Regions from separate parts of the Homo sapiens genome. Here region 1 is linked to region 2. A link is a contact called in ENCODE Hi-C data. All regions are on one chromosome and are shown on one strand. Each heading gives the region's core, a stretch centred on a gene start or an enhancer-like site at or near the end of the contact. The rest is flanking DNA. Distances are from core to core; before and after follow the strand shown.

Region 1 (3,392 bases), core at 27-2,526, 130 kb before region 2:
GGCAACTATTCGTAAACCATGTAGAAAATGCAAGCATGAAAATAGTAATTTCTCACTTTTTAAAATTATGCATGCTCCACTTCTCATATGTACATAAATACAATTATGTCATATTAACTAAATTTTGGTAGGCAATCCATTTCCAAACAGATTGAATAGTAGAATATAGTAGTAAAAAGAAATTTTTGATATTTCAAGAAAATTCCTGAATTGTAGTCCTCATAGTATGCTTCTAGTTTCTGAAATATAACAGAAGTCCCAAGTTGGCTGAGAATTAGGGATCTTTTATATTTTATCTAAAATGAGCATGCTCCTGCCAAATTAATACAATCATCTTATATGAAAAACACTGCACCCAATAATCTCTTTAAATTACTTTCAGAAAAATAATTACCCTTATATAGAAATGTAAAGAGCATGCAACTCATCAGACTACCTTAATATCACGTTGGCTGTGAAAATGTGTGTTGAATTGCATAGAGTGCGGCTATGCATCATAAAACTTGCTTTTGTGAAAAATTTACCACCCTCCCACAATTATTAGGCGTTTTAAATGAACAAAAGATATCTAACTTTCCTCTATAAAATTAAAATAATATAGTCCAGAGCACAGATAAATACACAATTACATGACACATTCTCTTTTAAACAATTTAAATATCAACATGCAAAGTCGTTTCACCTACCTGAAGTGGTTTGTCTCTAAGAAAAATGCAAACAAGGCTGTCAAAATGTTCACTAGCTGCCGGTTCATTCCTGTTTCTGTGTTGCTTGTGGAAAATATCCCGAAATGATTCCAGAAAGATGCTAGGACAAAGTGTCTGTTTATTGTCCAGATTCAAAATTTGGCAGGAACCTAGTTTCCTTGAAAATCAAAAAGAGATTTGGTTTTGTACAGTTTGCTGAGAAAAAAGAAAAAGTGCCAGTCCTGGGCATCATGGTCAGGTCAAACCGAGGCTTGGGACCATCAGTTAACCCAGAAAGACAAAGCCTCAGAACTGATGAATCCCCCAGCTGCTTTTCCTGAATAATAAAAATGCTGCTACCTTAATCGCATCACCATGCAAAGGGAGTTGGTGACAATGCCATGCTAGATAGCTGTGGCTTTTGTTTTATATCTTTTCTGTTTAGCAAAGCCCTTTTTCTAGAAAATGTTTTCTTTTAAAAAGAAGTTGTAAATGAGAGAGAAGAAAGGACTCTGCGCGCTGGAGTGGGTGGGGGGAAGAGGGAAAAATTGCTGAGATCCTGTGCTGGAATGAGGGCTATAGAATGAGACGGAGACGTGATCTTACCCAGCCTATAAATTTCAGCACTCGGACAGCTCCAAGCTCTGAAGTGCGCATGTTTCCTTTTTCAGTTGCTTGGGGCGGGGGTCGGGGAAAAGCATTCAAGAGGGGACGTGCCTGCTGTTCGAAGGCAAAGAGTGACTGGCCGTTCAGCGAGGGGATACTGAAGGGGGTACGATGACAGCAAGAGGAGAAGAGAGGTCGGGAGACGGAGAGGGTGAGGGAAGTGGGGTCTGAGCTCCTGGAAATGCTAGGCTGTCGGTGGGTGGGCGGGACGGGAATTTGAAGCAGAAAAGGGAAGGGAATAAGGTTTAATCGTGGGAAAACGAAATTGGGGGAAACAGAGAACAGGATTCAGAGTACTGAAATTATAATAAGGGTGTGGACAGTTCACTCTTTGTCAGTGCAAGCCGGAGGCAAAGAGGAGTCCTGTGCCGAAGAGAAGGGAACATTTCCTTGGCACAGAGAAGCCCGCGTGCAGAAGAAGGTTCATGAAGATCGATAATTTAATTTAGAAGTCCTTTATGCCTTCCTCGCCTTTTTAATGTTTTCATTTGATTTTAGCCGCCTAGTCCCAAAGGATCTCTCTACCTCTGTACTAGGGAAAGCCCCTTCCAACTGAGCTTTCTTCAGTGGCTCAAAATCCTTGGGCATCCGCAAGTCACAGATTTGTAGAAAAGGAAATGAGACAATGGGCCGGCAGGGGGCAGTAGCAATCTTTTCTTGCCATGGTTAAAGGTTAGAGCAGGGCTCCATGTTAGAAATGGAGCAAGGAAAAGTGCAACTGGGAGTTTAGTTCATCTGCCCATTCCAGATGTTAATCACTAGGAACAGTCATGTAATAAAGTGCATATGCTATTCTCCTAAATTGGCTAAAGGGACTGAAAATAGTGGAAGTTCATAAATCTGTACAAAAGTCTGACGAGTAACCCTGCTATTTCAAATCAAAATTACAAATATTATTATTAATAAAAAAGAGGAAGGGTAGATAGTCCAATGCGGATAATTAGCAGCTTCTGGGAAGGGGGAATGAAAAATGCATGTCCTACCATAAGCTAGGAGAGTAACCTACTTTTTGTGGAATATTCCTTGTTAGTCACCTATGTGCTTTACTGGAGGTCTTAATTTTAAAACAAAATAATATGATTAATTTTTACTCCGTAAATGACTAACTTTGGATCAGTTTAAATATCATAGTAGAGTAACAATGAATTCTATGTTTTTAAGAAGTAGATTCAGAGAAAAAAGATGGCAAGTTCTTTTTACCTTTTAATGTTAATATAAATCACCAGAGGATCTTATTGAAATGCAGATTATGATCCAGTAGGTCTGGGGTGGGGCCTGAGATTCTGCATTTCTAAGAAGTTCCTAGCTGAAGTTGATGCTGCTTGTCCACAGTTCACACTTTGAGTAGCAAGAGTCTATATGCCCTTTCATAAGATGTCTATCCCAGTAAGACAGTGAAAATACAGGAATCTCTTTTTAGATGAAATGCAGTAGTGCCCAAGCATTCTATTTACATACAAAATCAATTCTTCAAATATGTTTTCTTAACTTTCAAAGCCTAGAGAAAATGATTCAATTTAAAAGAAAAACAGTATGGTGTAGTGTGAGACATCCCTGGACTGCAGCTTCAAATCTGTTCACTTCCAAATTCATCCACATGGAAACTCTAGACCTGATTTTATCCCTGCTGTCCTGACCCAAAAAAATATATAAAATCAATTCCTGGAAATATTTCTTCAATTGGTTCTACATGGAAAAATAGCACAGATTTTTTTGTGTTCAAGATTCTTTCCAAAAGAAAATTAGGTATAAAGATAGAAGAAAATTATTTCTCTCAAATTTAAGGTTGTAACGATGCTTAAATAATATAGTCTTTGTAAATCATTTCTCTTTTTTTTTTTTTCCCGAGATGGAGTCTCACTCTGTCACCGGGCTGGAGTGCAGTGGCGTCATCTCAGCTCACTGCAACCTCCACCTCCCGGGTTCAAGCGATTCTCCTGTCTCAGCCTCCTGAGTAGCTGGGACTACAATCACATGCCACCATACCCAGCTAATTTTTGTATTTTTAATAGAGACAGGGTTTCACCATGTTGGCCAGAA
Region 2 (3,504 bases), core at 511-3,010:
TTGAAAGCCAGAAAATCCATCTTATTGGAAGTGTATGTAAAGTAAGAGTAAATAAGTGTTGAGGTTACTCTGAGTAGCTTTCCTGTGAGCAAAGGGCAGAAATATTGATACTGTGGTCATTCAGAGCCATTTTTATAACTTATATTTTGTTCCTCACTATGTGTCTGATAGGTGACAACTTAAAAACTGAGAAATATAGGATTTTTTTTCTTTCTTATAAATGTCAGTAGACTCTAACAGCATACTCTCCAAAAATAAGCATTAGTCTGGAAAAGTACTGGAGAGAGGTTTTTTCTTCCCAATAAGCCAAGAAGTCAATACATTAAGACTTTTAATAATATTTATAGCATCTAGGTATCTTATTGTATGTTGTCTCAAAATTTTTATTCCAAACTGATGTAAAATGATGTACATAACAACATATGAACAACCTATAATGTCAAAAGTATAGTTATACATCAAGATTTGAATCTCAGAATATCTTTCTAATATATTTAAATGGCAGTTAGCTCATCTAGGCAGTTCTAAAAGACTAATAAACCATGATTTAGCTAGACGCTAATATCAATAATACGTGTCTGAAGGCTGGATCAGTTTAGGTGTTAGAAGGAAGAAGAAAATGCCTTTACTTTTAGTACTCTTTCATTTCCCTTTGTGAACTTTGTTTTGCCCTTTATTCCCCTTTCTTAAGAATATCCATGTCTTCATGCTGTCCCAAATGTTTCACCCCTTCCCCATCAAAGCTCTGTGAAGTTGAGATAATAGTTCAGTTAAAAGCAGTCTGAACTAATTCACACTAACGTGAGAATGATTTCTTAATCCTCCCAAAGGAATTTGAATTCTTAAAACATAGCTTTCATAACCTAATTAAATCTTCATTATCATAATTCAGGCACTAAGTAGAAAATTTAACTAAGAAAATTCAATCAATATTTGGTGAGCTATTTGAAGTGAAGGGTGAATATTTAGAGCCATCACTGCCTTGGGAATTGCTTTTCATAATCTATTCCCTCCTGCTAACAGACTTGAAAATTCTCTGACATCTACTTCCCATGCAGTAGTGGCTCTATCTACAGAGAGCTGTGTAAATGGGCATATTTTTATACCAAAAACTAGTATGTCAGGGCTTCCTTTAGAAGATAAGAATAATCATTTTTGAAATGTTTGTGTTTTATTTTTATCTCTTGCAATTATTCTTTCTGACTTTGCTTTTTATCTTCGTGATGGACTTGATGGGGAAACAATAATGAGTAGACCCTGAAAAGAAAACACTTCATTCTCTATGCTTTCTCTCATTCTGTCTCCACCAATAAATAAATAGATAAATAAATAAATAAATAAAATAAATAAACAGGAAGCGGAGGATAAAAGAAAACAAGCAAAGACAACTTACATATTGAAAGTAATTATTCATTCCGGATCATGACATAGAAGAAAATATTTTAAACAAGGCTTGCTGCTATATCCTGCAGTAAAAGTGAATACTAGCATGAAAGAACGTTATCTGCAAAAGCAGTGAAAGATTACTGTTAAAGTTAAAAGATAATAGAATTAAGTTCCTTGTGGTCATAAAAACATATTAGACACAATTACAGATTCTGGCCTTCTAGTCAATGAACACCTGATTCTTGACATAGTTTTAAGGATAGCAGTGTGTGGTTATGAACAATGGTTATAAAATCTAAATTGCATTATTGATTCATAGTCCTGTGATTCCTTGTTTACTCTGTGCCTGATGACAAGACGGCCTGCTCTTTTGCAACACCGTGAAGCATGTCCTAACACTACTTTAAGTCCTGCTGGAGGTCACAGATCCAGAAGAAATAGAAAATTATTCTTGCTCAACTTTTAAAGATTCCTTTGTCTCACCCAAGCATTCTCACTGATTGAATGAGTAATTCTCATTACTATGCCTGCACTGAGGTCCTGTAAACCATGCCTGTCTTTCTCCCTTCTGACCTGTTTGGCTGAATTGAAAGAGGAATGTGGGGTTTTACTTCACTTTTATCTTCACTTCTCAAGGAACAGAATTCTCCCAACACATCATTTATGTTTTAAAAGAGACTTTTCCTTAAGGAGCTGTTCTGTTCTTAAAACTTATAGCAGCAATCTGATATTAAACAAAGCTCTGGTCAGTGAACTCCAATCACAAATGGAATGCATAACTTGTTCATGCATTTGTTCACAGGGATTTATTAAGCCCCTAGTATATACCAAGCACTAGATTAATTGCTAGGGCAAAAATAGTGAACAAGAGAGACAAAGTCTCACTTTTTATGAAGCTCAGCACCAAGACAGAAAGACAGACTTGAATGATAATTACAAGATTGAGGATGTTATAAAGGTGTACACAGGGTATACACAGGTGACCAGTGAAGGCCTTTGGAAGAAGTAACATTTAAGCAGAAATCAGAAGGTTTAACAAGAACTGGAAATGTTAAACGTTTCCAAATGTTGAAAGGAGGGGTTATACAGAAAGAACAGCTTATATGAATGCTGTGAGATGAGAGCAAACATGACTTATTTGCAGAAAAACAGTTCCTTATAGCCAGTAACTGCGAAGGGATAAGGCTTTAGATATAGGCATGATTCGTATCACAGGAAAAGCTTATAGTCATGCCAAAGATTTGGTCTTTTTCCTACAGGCCATGACATATTTTTAAGTTGGGGAGTGACATTTGCATTTAAAAACTATCTTTCTGGCTGTAATTGTAAAAATAGATTTGAGATTTGCAAGACTGGCTGTAAGGAATGCAATTATGAAGTTGTTACAAACCTCTGGTTCCAGCAACATGACAGACTAAGATAGCAGAAAAAAAAACTTCCTAAAAATATTGAGACATTCTGTAAAAAAAAAAAAAATAGTGTAAGGAAGTATGTGTGGTCATAAGAAAGACAGATGACAGAAATGAAGATAGAGCTACAACCCCACAGAAGCCAGAAAGTGTGGCCGGACACGGTGGCTCATGCCTGTAATTCCAGTACTTTGGGAGGCTGAGGTGGGCAGATCACCTGAGGTCGTGAATTCGAGACCAGCCTGACCGATATGGAGAAACCCCATCTCTACCAAAAATACAAAATTAGCTGGGCGTGGTGGTGGCACATGCCTGTAATCCCAGCTACTTGGGAGACTGAAGCAGGAGAATCGCTTGAACCCAGGAGGCAGAGGTTGCAGTGAGCCGAGATAGCACCATTGCACTCCAGCCTGGGCAACAAAAGCGAAACTCTGTCTCAAAAAAAAAAAAAAAATATATATATATATATGTATATATAATGTGTGTGTGTATATATATATACACGTATATTATATATATTTTTTAAGATGTGTTTGTATAAGGAGGAAATTGAACATAGAAGAACTGAGATACAAAAATTAATAGTGATGCCAGAAAGTATGAATATAAAAATATAAACATATTGGCTTTAACACAATAGTAATTGCAATTGAAAAGTTTGGGAAATATCAAAAGCAAGTTGTACTAAATTCTGAAAATGATATGCAAA

What was found. A loop is a pair of places that touch in the nucleus more often than their neighbours do.
Region 1: a map of mammary epithelial cell shows a loop between it and region 2 (2.4-fold over the local background). The contact joins the promoter of GLRA2 here to the enhancer-like site in region 2. A Hi-C loop is called at or near these places in 2 of 168 maps with a recorded cell type or tissue (Calu3 and mammary epithelial cell).

Annotation. Positions count from the first base shown.
Region 1 is chrX:14,527,420-14,530,811 of GRCh38, reverse strand. It overlaps GLRA2 (glycine receptor alpha 2), which reads right to left and starts at 1,276. Exons shown (of 9, transcript NM_002063.4): 1 at 687-1,276. The coding sequence starts at 754.
Region 2 is chrX:14,397,212-14,400,715 of GRCh38, reverse strand. No RefSeq gene overlaps it. Among named protein-coding and RNA genes, the nearest start is that of GLRA2, 130 kb to the left of the region's middle. Within about 2 kb of position 1,760, at least 2 of the 41 ENCODE cell types and tissues checked have a DNase peak (open chromatin) inside an H3K27ac peak, as active enhancers do.